Regions from separate parts of the Homo sapiens genome. Here regions 1 and 2 are each linked to region 3. Evidence: read pairs that join two places in POLR2A ChIA-PET (ENCODE). Cell type or tissue: MCF 10A. All regions are shown on one strand. Region 1 holds the start of MIR1469 (microRNA 1469). Region 2 overlaps LOC105370987 (a long non-coding RNA gene). Region 3 holds the start of LOC105370988 (a long non-coding RNA gene).

What was found. Peaks named below come from ENCODE experiments on the same cell type or tissue, not always from the same donor. Only the 100,000 strongest peaks of a DNase experiment are listed, where the experiment ranks them.
Region 1: POLR2A ChIA-PET joins it to region 3 with 8 read pairs; 1 of 35 experiments calls an interaction of 5 or more read pairs at or near these places.
Region 2: POLR2A ChIA-PET joins it to region 3 with 13 read pairs; 1 of 35 experiments calls an interaction of 5 or more read pairs at or near these places.

Annotation. Positions count from the first base shown.
Region 1 is chr15:96,333,096-96,337,095 of GRCh38, forward strand. It overlaps NR2F2 (nuclear receptor subfamily 2 group F member 2), which reads left to right. Exons shown (of 3, transcript NM_021005.4): 2 at 981-1,508. MIR1469 (microRNA 1469) reads left to right here and starts at 166; the gene lies at 166-212. RefSeq lists an enhancer at 632-1,594. In MCF 10A, no CTCF peak of the experiment used is centred here; no DNase peak of the experiment used is centred here.
Region 2 is chr15:94,721,523-94,725,522 of GRCh38, forward strand. LOC105370987 (a long non-coding RNA gene) reads right to left here. Exons shown (of 2, transcript NR_188300.1): 2 at 3,411-3,781. Among named protein-coding and RNA genes, the nearest start is that of LINC02852, 130 kb to the left of the region's middle. In MCF 10A, no CTCF peak of the experiment used is centred here; a DNase peak (open chromatin) is centred at 2,489.
Region 3 is chr15:94,790,639-94,794,638 of GRCh38, forward strand. It overlaps LOC105370988 (a long non-coding RNA gene), which reads right to left and starts at 531. Exons shown (of 3, transcript XR_932644.3): 1 at 169-531. In MCF 10A, no CTCF peak of the experiment used is centred here; a DNase peak (open chromatin) is centred at 1,803.

The DNA.
Region 1 (4,000 bases), 1.5 Mb after region 3:
CTCTGCTTTCTTTTTTCCTTTCACTTTTTGAAACGAAGAGAGCGCGATAGGAAGTAGGAAAGGGTGGGCGAGGGGCCCTGGGCGGCTGCTTTCGCTCTGCGCGAGTTGGGTCTTTGTGATATAAAATTCGCCGAGCGCCGCGAGCCGTGCTTTGCCAATGGCGCGCTCGGCGCGGGGCGCGGGCTCCGGGTTGGGGCGAGCCAACGCCGGGGTTTCTTTGTGTTTCTGCGAGAGCGACTCTCCCGGTCCGGAGTCAGATAACAGCCTGGGCCCGAGCCTCGCCGGCTTTCCCCGGCCCTTACAGGCCCTGCCCAGGCTCCGCTAGTGCCGGCCGCCTGCTCCCTGCCTCTCCCGGCTTCCTCTCTCTTTAGCCGGCCTCTCTCTCTCCGCCCTCTCCCTCCGTCTCTTTCTCCGAGCACACTGATTAGACAGACGCCAGACCTCCGCTCTCTGCTTGTCTCTCACTGGGGGGGTTCCCCGCCGGGCTGGGGCTGGGGCTTCGGGGTTTGTGGGAGAGTCGTTCCGGAGTGGCCACAGGCCGTCTGGGGTGGACCCTCGTGCCTTTTGCAAAAGCGCCTCACCCTCCCCCCAGACTCGCCCCTCCCGCTCCCTCTCCTCCAATCAATAAGAAATATCAGCTGTTTAGCAGTAAAGAAGAAAGATGCCCTCAGAATGCTACATCCCGCCCACAGCGCCGGGGACCCCGAGGCAAGGTGGCCAATTCTGGGTCCTCGGCGGACCAGCCCCGAGCGGGCCTCGGAGGCAAGTGTGCCCCTCTGGCCCTCAGAGCTCGCCTGGGTGGTGGTTTGAAAGGAATGGTGCCAAGAGCCTGGCGACTCCAGCTCTGTGGCAGGCCTGCCTGGTTCTTGCGCTGCTCAGGGCCTGGGTCAGGTGGGGGTCGGGCTGGGGCAGACCCCGCCGGGGAACCTGGGGACTGAGGCTGGTCATTAACTGTGGAGTGTCTCCTTTCCTCCCCGCAGCGGTGCAGAGGGGCAGGATGCCGCCGACCCAGCCGACCCACGGGCAGTTCGCGCTGACCAACGGGGATCCCCTCAACTGCCACTCGTACCTGTCCGGATATATTTCCCTGCTGTTGCGCGCGGAGCCCTATCCCACGTCGCGCTTCGGCAGCCAATGCATGCAGCCCAACAACATCATGGGTATCGAGAACATTTGCGAACTGGCCGCGAGGATGCTCTTCAGCGCCGTCGAGTGGGCCCGGAACATCCCCTTCTTCCCCGACCTGCAGATCACGGACCAGGTGGCCCTGCTTCGCCTCACCTGGAGCGAGCTGTTTGTGTTGAATGCGGCGCAGTGCTCCATGCCCCTCCACGTCGCCCCGCTCCTGGCCGCCGCCGGCCTGCATGCTTCGCCCATGTCCGCCGACCGGGTGGTCGCCTTTATGGACCACATACGGATCTTCCAAGAGCAAGTGGAGAAGCTCAAGGCGCTGCACGTTGACTCAGCCGAGTACAGCTGCCTCAAGGCCATAGTCCTGTTCACCTCAGGTAGGAAGGAGCCCTGTCTTCTCGTGCCCACGGGCTCCTAGCCCAGAGCTGGGGCCCAGAGAACTTGGGAGTCCCCAGGGCAAACCCAGTCTGCTCCTTGAAAGGCCAAACTGTTGAGTGCAACTTAAAGTGGGAACTTTTTATAGCTGCTGGGCACTACCAGGCCTGTCCTGGGGAGAGGAGAGGAAGGCTGGATTGCAGGAAGGATGCTTCAGATAGATTCCCCACATGGGCCATAGGGCAGCCTCTGCTGCCTGTTTCCCCCACCTGCAGTATCCAGATTGGGATGCCCTCTCCTGCTCCCTTTCCTGAGCCCAGGCCCCCCGGGCCTGCTGGGCCCCAGGGAATCTCCTCAAGCCCTCGGTTTTCTCTAGCGCCCTGGCTGGGCCTCCAGGAGATGCCCTGGGCAGTGGAGCAGCCCTGACATTGTCTCTGCAGGGAAAAGTTTGCCTGCTAACTCAATAGGAGTTGGAGCTCCAGGCAAATCCAACCTGAGGGCAGCAATTTTCAAAATCATATTCTTACTGGAATAATGCAGACTGCCAGGAGAGGCGAAAAGATGTGTCAGGATGGGGCAACAGGAGGAAAGGGACCGTCATAACTCTTCAGAATGTCTGCAGGAGGTTGAAGACTCTGGCCTCTTGCTTCCCCTGCCCAAGCAAACACTTAAGGCAATTTTCAAACAACCCAAAGTGTATGCCAACTTGGGCTGGATATGGATGTTGCTAGAGATATAAAACCATCATTGACTGCATTATGCAATCTAATTAGTTTGCATGTAGTTTAACCTGTGTGAGTAATAGAGCTGATACTAATTAACTTGAGGCAAAATGATTTTTGAAGGTGTCTGGCTTTCCATTTTGGGCCACACCTGAGCTTTTTGGCTGCCTCCAGGCTGAGTTCAGCATAGCCCAGGTGGATGGAAATCACCAACCCCCTTTCACATTCTTGTACTAAGTTGTCAGCTGATCCTTTTGTCATGGCTGAGAGGGGAAAGGGGTTCCCGATTAAGAATAACAAACATCTGGACGTTAGCAGGGCTTGGAACCTAGTCACCCACTACAATTTTTTAAGCTTGTTAACAGGAAACGAGGAGAGATGTGTAGTTTATGTGGCAAACATAAAGGAGGTCCACAATCTCTTCCTTATTGTTCGAAAGAAGTCTGGGGAACTAAGTCATTAGCTGAACAGCTTGCAGCTTCTTAGTCCTCAAACTGCTGTCTTGTACATTGCTGCTTTCCACATAAAACCTCCCAGCACAGCCACCCCAAATTCTGCCTTTGGAAGTCCTTAGGTAATCAATTAAAGGCCAGTGTCTGGGCAGGGAAGCTGTTTGCAGAGGTTTGGATAGGGATTATTTTTCTCGAGTGCCCCTCATACCTAGAACGTTTGCCTGCTGCAGATATACAGACAAGATATCTCCCTACCTCATAGCCACCTTCACCCCTGTCCCACAACCCAACACCCAGCCCACCTTCTTGGACGATGGAGGTAGTCGTTAATTTCTTGGTATCATTGCTAGCTCTTAGCCTTACCCTTGGTCTTTCAAGGAAAAAAAAATGCCTGATACTGTCGTTAACAGTTTAATTTATGACTATTTGCAAAATGTGGAGGCCTGTGTGGAGAATGCAAATCGCCTCACAAAGAGATAAAGGTTCCTGTTATCTGATTCAGAGGGAGACACACAGTTCCGAGGATGCCGAGGGAAGGAGTCCTGTGCAAACAGATCTTTTAGTTCCTGTCCACAGACACCTCTACATTCTGTAGACATGCAGAGTCCTAGATATACATATGAGGAGGTTGCATGTGTGTTCTGGTTCTTGGGGTGGAGGTGGTGGTGGAGATTTTCGAATATCTGTTTTAATGACTCACAATATGCATATGTTAACCCCAGTCTTGTATGGGGAGCCCTGAAAGGTCAGGTCACAACCTGAACCGCCTTTACCAAGAAGCTTCTCATTTCAAAGGCACTTACTGTATTTTCACGTATCAAAAAAGAAAAGTGTTTTCCTGAAGATAACAGGGAGGGGGGATGCTTCTCGGAGGGACCTGGGTTTTAAAAAATAAAGGGGGGTAGGAGAAAAAGGGAGAGAGAAGAAAAAGGGGGAAAAGAAACAGCTCAAATGAACAGAGAGATCACGGTTTGCATGGCTGCCCTTCAATAGGCTAAACTGACAAGATCAGTTTTAAAGGGCCACTTAAATCAGTTTCAAAGACTGGAGAAAAATGAGTCGCCCTCTTTGGGGGGAATCTGAGGCTGGATCGTGGACGCCATTACTCGGGACTGGGCCAGGTTGTCCACCCCCAACCCCCAACCCCTATATAATTATAAGCCAAACTATTATTTACAGAGGAGGAGGGGAGAGAGTGCTGGTAGTTTTGGTTTCTTCTGTTTACTGACTTGGGCCAGACAGACCCAATGCACTTTTGCTTGGGCCTCTCAATGACCCAGGCTAAGGACTCGGGCAGTGAAAGCCTGTAGCACACTGAGC
Region 2 (4,000 bases), 69 kb before region 3:
CAGCCTCCCGAGTAGCTGGGATTACAGGCATGCGCCACCACGTCCGGCTAATTTTGTATTTTTAGTAGAGACGGGGGTTTCTCCGTGTTGGTCAGGCTGGTCTTGAACTCCCGACCTCAGGTGATTCGCCCGCCTCAGCCTCCCAAAGTGCTGGGATTACAGGCAGGAGCCACCATACCCAGCCATGTTTAACTGTTTGAGAAACTGCCAAACTGTTTCACAAAGTGGTTATACAATTTTATATTTTCACCAGCAAGATCTGAGCATTTTTCTGCTCCTCCTTGTCATCAGCAACATTTCATATTGTCAGTCTTTTATTTTAACCATTCTGTTACAGGTATACCAGCATCTCACTGTAGTTTTAATTCTCATGTTTCTAGTAAATGGTTTGTACCACCTGATTATATTCTTTGATGAAGCATCTGTTCAAATACTTTCTTCATTTTTAAAATTGGTTTTTTTATTTTTGTATCATTTAGTTTTATATATTCTGGAAACAAGACCTTTATCAAATATATGGTTTTCAAATATTTTCTTTGGGAACAGCGTTCATAGCAGTATGCCTTAAGCTGGGACTTGGAGAATAATGGTTCTTCAATGCATGAAAGCAATTCCTGTGAGATCACTTAATGCCTGTTTCCCTGGTCAAACATGCTCCATGTGGGTAGAGTCGGAGTCTGCATTATTCACTGCTGGGTGTTCAAAGCCCAGCACACTGTCTGACACATTAGTGAAATTCAATACTTATTCAATAAATGATTAAGTGAATAAGTAAACAAATGATTTGCAAGCTCCCAATGCAACTTATATTAATGAGAAGCAAAAGAGCTTTAGGAGGAGGAGATGAACTTAGAAAGCCAGCCTGGGATCTGACTGTGGGAGGCACTGGAAGCCAGTTCATGGAGATGGGCTGGTGTTTTATTTGTTAAGCAAATGAATGGTCTTAAGACAGGCTGAGCTGCACTGTCTGTGCTAAGGCTGTCTGATGGATGCATTTGAGAAGATAAAGCCTGCAAGCTGAGAACCTGTAGCAGGTTTTTGGTACTCAAAGGGAGAGATGACAAAAGTTGGATCTAAGAAGATATTATAATGTTATAGATGGTATAGTGGAATTATCTGTAGAATTGAGAAACTCATTGAATTGGAAAAGAAAGAAGAATCTCTGAGATAGAGTACAGCAAAAAGTTTTAAAACAAATGTATACAAATCAATTCATGTAAGACACTTACTGCTGAATGAATAGTGCCCCCAAAATTCATCTGTTGAAGCCCTAGACCCCAATGTCACTATATATGGATAGTCTAAAAGAAGGGAAGTAATTAATGATAAATGAAGTCATAAGGTGAGGCGCTGATAGGATAGGATCAGTGTCCTTGTAAGAGACCCTTGCTCTCTCTCCACCACATGAGGACATAACAAGAAGGCAGCTGTCTGGAAGCCAGGAAGAGGGCCCTCGCCAGAGACTGAATCAGTAGAGCATCTTGATATAGAACTTTATAGCCTACAGAGCTAAGAGAAAATCAATTTCTGTTGTTTCAACCACGCAATCTATGGTGTTTTGTTATGGCAGCCTTCACAGACTAATACAACCCGAGAGAAATTCTTTAGGAGTCTGACTCCTATAGAACTAGTTAAACAACAGTGGATACATTTTAGAATTAAGCTGAAAAAGGTCCAGATATAAATCCTGTTTCTTGTAATTAAAAGATGTGTGAATTTTGGCAAGTTACTTATCACAGCTAAAATTTCTCTATCTGTGCAAATACAAATATGCCTTCTCCTTAAGATTGGTGGTGATAATTTTTAAAAAGTTGTGTTTTGTACATGTAGCCTAGCACCTGGCATGAGTTGCTATTCATTAGGAAATGTGAAATCTTTTCCTTGTCCTAACACCACAGCAATGTATCTAGACTAAATTCTGTCCCACTGCTTCCTGAATGCTCTTGAAATGACTAGGCAGAGAAAGATTATGGGCACCTTCATGTTTATGTTAGATAATATTTCCCAGAGGTAACACTGCTGGGTAGAAGTATTAGTCTAACCTTTAGACCTCTTGCCAATTTAGCTCCAAGTTATAAAATGGCTCACTTAATTTTGAACTTAAAAGTTCCAGAAACGATGTCCAGCTCTACTCTCCCTCATAGGAGACTAACACAACTTCATTTATTTCATCTTCAAAAAAAATCTGTGAGATATTTATATCTTCTCCAATGTATGAGTGGGGAAAATGAGGCTGGGAGTGTCTAGGGGACTTTCTCAACATCACAGAGCTAGCAAATGGCCTCATAGAGATAAAAGTCAAGTTGGCTTGAAGGTGAAGTCCCTACTCCTTCCCCAACACTGCACTGTCGGCTATAAAACTTGAAGGGTGTTTTGGGACATAGCTGGAGAAGGAGGGAAATGTTTTCATGAGCCAGACTCTGACGATTGTGTTCAGCACATTTCCTAAGGTGGATTTTCTGCTCTGTGTCTGCCTTTCATTCAGCAGCATGTTGTGAAACAGCCACAATTTAGCCCCAGGTGCTCTTGGCTGAGAATGAGTTCTTAGAAAGCTGGCATGGATGTTTTTTTTCTGTCCCACACTTACAGTAATTACAAATAAGGGGTACTCTATGTGGTTGCTCCTACCCTATAATTTTGTTTTCAGTTGCCAAGATTAGTAAATTTGAGGTACAATCACTGGGTTGGATTGCAAACCTAAAGTTATTTTTGCTGTGAATTCTCTGAGGTTACAAGTAAATTTTAAAATGTTTGTTGTTGCTATAGATCAGTTTCAGAATTTGCTAGCTTAACTTCATCTTTCTTCTCTCTCTTAGTGTATTTCTGGAGTCCTTTGCAGAAGATCATTTGGGTTCCTTTTTGTTTTTTCTGTCTTTCTTTCTTTCCTAAAGTCAAGCTGAATTGAATTATATAAAGACTTAAGAGCCAATGCTTGTGAAAAATCTATAGTATAATTATCTTAAAAGTTGACCCCAAAAAAGCTATGCCAGCATTCATTGAAATATACATGTTTAGGGTAGAAAATATTAATATCGTAGAGATAATCTATAAAGCTAGAAGACATGTGGAGTTAAAGCAAAAATGCATTAGCAAGATTTGAAATGCAAACTTTGAGATTGAAGATATATACCATTCAATCCCTATTAAATGAATTTGCAAGTCAATCCTTGAACTATCATGTATTTATGCAGTTCTAATGAAGTATCATGGATTTAGCTCTGTTCTGTCAGAGAAGGCAGACCAGTAGCATGTAGCAGAATCTCAAGGCTTGTGAGGATAAGAAGGTGGCTAAATTAGCTTATTCTCACAGGTCTTGAGATCTTGACTACTATGAGAAGATGCTTAGGACATGTTTGTTAAATGAGGGTCAACTTGGTTGTAAATATAATCACATGAACGAAACAGTTTGGGACTTTGTAATATGAATATATTTACAGGTTGCAAGGAAGAGAAGATTCAATAAAATGAATTTTTAAAAGTAAAGAGAATGTATCTCTTCACAAAAGAGAAGAGTTCAAGGGCATGGTTGGCCTCAGGTAAGCAACAAGCCTCAGCAGGGACTCAGTTTCTTTTTCCCCACAGTCTTCCTTCCATGATGTTGCCCAATTCTTAGCTCTTGATTGTTGGTGGGCACGTGGCTGCCAGCAGCTCCTGGGACTGCATGTGTTCAGCTTCATGGTCAGTGATACACAGGGAGTCTACTCCCCTGAGAACTCAAAAGAAAACCCCTAGGATTGACAAGTGTTGACACAAATTTTGTCATGGACCCATCTCTGTGGCCCTGCGGATAAAACGGATAAAATAGTGTAACTGGCTTAGCCCACATCAATCGCCTGCTCCAATTCTGGGGCCAGATTGTGACATCTACTCCTCCAGAGTGAGAAAATGGCAGGTCCCTTGAAGAATCAGGGTACAGTTGTTGCAGGAAGGGGAATGAATATTGGATGAGAAATACAATAAATGTCAAAGGACGTGCCACATATACGTTGAGTGCTATAAG
Region 3 (4,000 bases):
TTAGACAAGGAAAGTTGAAAAAAAAAAGTCAAGGTTAAAACCATCTTAGAGAACAATAACCAATAGCCAGTAATTAGGAATTTGTTAGATAACAGAGGACTTGGAGGAAAAAAAAATGCAAGGAATAAACAGGACTGGTGACAGGGAAACATGGAGAAAAACACTAACCTTACCATGGGAACAGGACCGTGGAAATGCTGGCTGTCTTTGAAGGAAAGACCATCGTTTACTGGAGCACTCGCTTCTTTCTCCACATGTCGTGTTTGCACATCCAGTCATTCCAGCTCTTAAAGAAGTAGAATTTTACCTTCCTTATGATGAACCCTCAACAATTGTTACTTGTACAGTGTAGGCTCTTAATTTGTTTTTTTTTGATGGATTGGAAGAAGGAAGAAAGAGGAGAGGAAAAAGTTGTGTCAAGAAAGATGGGCTGATTTAACGTGAAAGTCACAAAAAACAGGCTTAAGAATTGAGATTTCAGATGTTAATTAGAAGGGAAGTGGTGATGTTAAGGAATCTTACATCAATGGTAGAGGTATGAGTGAGTCTGTAAGGTAATCAGAGAAAAGAACAAGCTACAGCAGATATTGATGACTCATTCTGGTAGTGAAAACAATAGAAAAATAGACTAGCAATTAGAAAAGCTCATAGACGAAAATTGCAGTTTTCTTTTTATTTCTAGTAAAAAGGAAATATGGATGTAATTAATAGCAGAAATCTGGAGAGAGGAGGATACTTAAGAAATTATAAAGGGACAATTTCATACCACAGATCGTTTTAGAAAAGAAGAGAACCACCAATTTCTCTAAGACAGAAAATAATTCAAAGATCTTTCTCTCTGATAGATTCAGAAAGAAAGAGAGCTGTTTGGTGGTTAAAAAAAGAAGAGATGTATTCATATAAAGTCTAATACATTCAGTGAAGAATTATGTGGTGATTGTGGTTCATAGGTACTTATTAAAGTGTTATGGATTAGCATAAGTAGAAGTTATTAATTGATTGAGGTACATTACTTGGAAACAGTGCCAACTCATGTCTTTGAAGCTCAGGCTGAAACACGCAGCCCGGGTTCTGAAGAGCTGTCCTGTGCATTACCAATTGGCTATTGCCCAATAAAACATTGTAAAACCAATAGCTGTCATAACCCTCCATCATAATTTCAATCAAAAATCATGGTAGCTTTTGGGAGTGAAAACAATGTAAGCTGGATTAGTAGTAGTAGTGATCAGTCAGACACATTTAACATGGTTTTGGTTAACTGGTAGTGTTAATAAACAAGTCTGTAGTCCTTAGTCACTTGGCAAAATACAGTTTGACAAAGATATTCATCTTCTATTGATTCTGAATATAAGTTTCATGCAAATATAGTGACCTGGGTAGTAAGAAGTCATCATATGCGGGGAAGCTGGGCAGAGAGGGAAGTTGGTTGTTTCTCTCTGACCAAGCACAAGGAGGTGGCTATGGAAGTGAGGATCGGGAAGGTACAATAAGGCCAGAGTTAAACTTCAACTCAATCAAGACAAAGAACAGTGGGAAGGTGCCATTTGTCCACATGGGCAAAAAGACCATTATCTTGGAATCAGGATCTCAGATGGGAAGCTGACATAAAGCTTAGGGCTCTATGCAAAAAGCTTGTGGGCTAGAAATCAGACTCCTAAAGCACTGACTCATAATTGCAGGCAGCAAGAGCACTGCAAGGCACCTCTATAGCAGACCTAAGACTTGAGCAACGATAATGCCAACAAAAATAGTACCTTAGATGAGCACAGTGCTTCATGCTTATAAACGCCTGTCATATACACTATATCATTCCATACTCTTATAACAAAGCCAGAGAGTTAGATGACTCATATCCACAAAGTGAATTTGGCAGATAAAATCAGGACCTGGGGCTTCCATTTTATTCATTCATTAATCCACTTACTCAATCAATTTAATTTTGCTCAACCTTATACCTAAGGGCTTGGTAACCCTGGGGCACCTGTATCTGAGTGCTGGCTGAGTTCCCAGGTAAGAAGCAAATAGGTACACTTGGGAAGTGGGAGCAGGGGACATTAGGTGTCAAGGACTAAGGCAATTCCTGGTATGCTTGTGTTTCCACCTCATTTATGTAGGCTTATATCTTTTTAAACTTATGAGCAGTTTTTAAGATTTGGTAAATCCTACAGCTGGATAATAAACTCGAGCATATAAATTTATGATTTGGATACTTTTAGCTTTATGAATGTATTAGTGTAGGTTAGAAATTCATGTGGAAAAAAAAAAACTACCAGATGAATTCTCCTCTACCCCTTTCTATAAAACCATGTAAAATGGAAAGAACTGTCCACTAATTTCCTGTAAGTTACATAAAATTGTCTGTTGTTGTTATAATTCTGTAGGCATCACACTACCCTAGTAAAATGATGTATGGAGCAATCGTCTGGTAGGGGCTGATGGGATGTAAATGAAACTAATTAAGGAAATGTCAAACATAATTAATAAAACAGGTTTAAGTTGCAAAAGCCCTGTCAGTGGAATGAATGGGGAAGAGCACCGCTTGCCCATTGTTGGGTGCACTCTCTCCCCTCTTGCCTCTGCTCTCCAGGCTTTATTTAGCACTGTTCAATTAGATCCTGGAAAGCTACTTGAAGCTCACTTTTCTACCTCACCTTCTCTTAGCTTGATCCCACAGAGAGGGAGGAATATAAATTTGCCTGTCGGCTTGCAGCTTGGAAAAAATTAATTGCCAACTCCTCGTCTTTTCCAAGTACTACAGGACATTAACATAACCAATTTGCTTGAACTCCTCACTGACTGCCTAATAGAGCATCTGACCAGCTGATAAAACCAGGGTGTTGCTGATGCTACCTTGTTATTATTAGCATTTGCATAATATCCAAATATTACAGTGGCATGATCCAAGGGCTCCATTTATTATTGATAAGAACAAAAAAGCGGGGGGGTGGGAGTCATTGAAAATAACAAAGCGGGTGAGTGACCTATAATTGTGGCAAGCAAATTAAGGTATGCGGTAGAGTCAGTTACATTTGCCTAGGAGTAATGATGCCCAAGACCTTTTTCTTCCCCGGGGACTGGAAAAATAATGGATTCCCTTGCAGCTGCAGATGGGGTAGGAGAATGCTGTCATCAGGACATGTTTACATAAGTTAGGCCGAGCGTGTGGCTGTGAGCCCTGCCTGTAGTGTTTGAGTCAGCTCCAATCATTTCAGCCACTGAAGCATAAGTCACTCAGAAACCCACTGGTTTCCGGGAGGGGTGGGTCACAGGAGCAGGAGCCAGGGAGAAGATCCTTGTTTGAAAGTCAACAACTGCATTTGCAAGGAGCGTTTCAAGCCCCTTCAGTTCGCAGACAAGGGTGATAACCTTGAAAATCAGAGGCCAATCAGCTTTTAAGTGAAAAGATAAAGATGAAATGTGGTTTCTGTTAACTTACAGACCTCCTGGCATCCTCACTCTGGGGTATTTCAATTCAGTTCATGTATGCACGCACACACACAGGCACACACACAGACAGAGCTGTGCAGGTATTTAATGTTGTTTAACAAATGTTAATTGAGCATCTACACTTACTGCACCTAGTACCGGGACAAAGAAGAATAAGATGTAGTTCACATTCTCAAGAATCTTAAAAAGTCAATTTTGAATTCAAATGAATTAAAACAAACACGTAGAGATTTTATTGGTAAGCAAATTTCTCTCCACAAAAGCCATTTATGACAGACACATTGAGGCTTGATATGTATCCGCTATATTCAGAAGTCTAATTTCAAAAAATAACATTAATTAAGCAAACACTGGTAATAGCACGAAAGGTATGTGTTTGCTTTCAGTGAAATGTTAATAGTCATTATTTGTTCTACTTAGTAAAGAAATCACAGGAGCCTATCATGTTATGCCAGAGAAGCAAGCAGGTGCTCGAATGCTAAGTGGGTCAGGCCAAGTGGACACAGACTCAGCTTGCAGAGGAGGCCATTGGCCACATTTAAGATGGTAATGG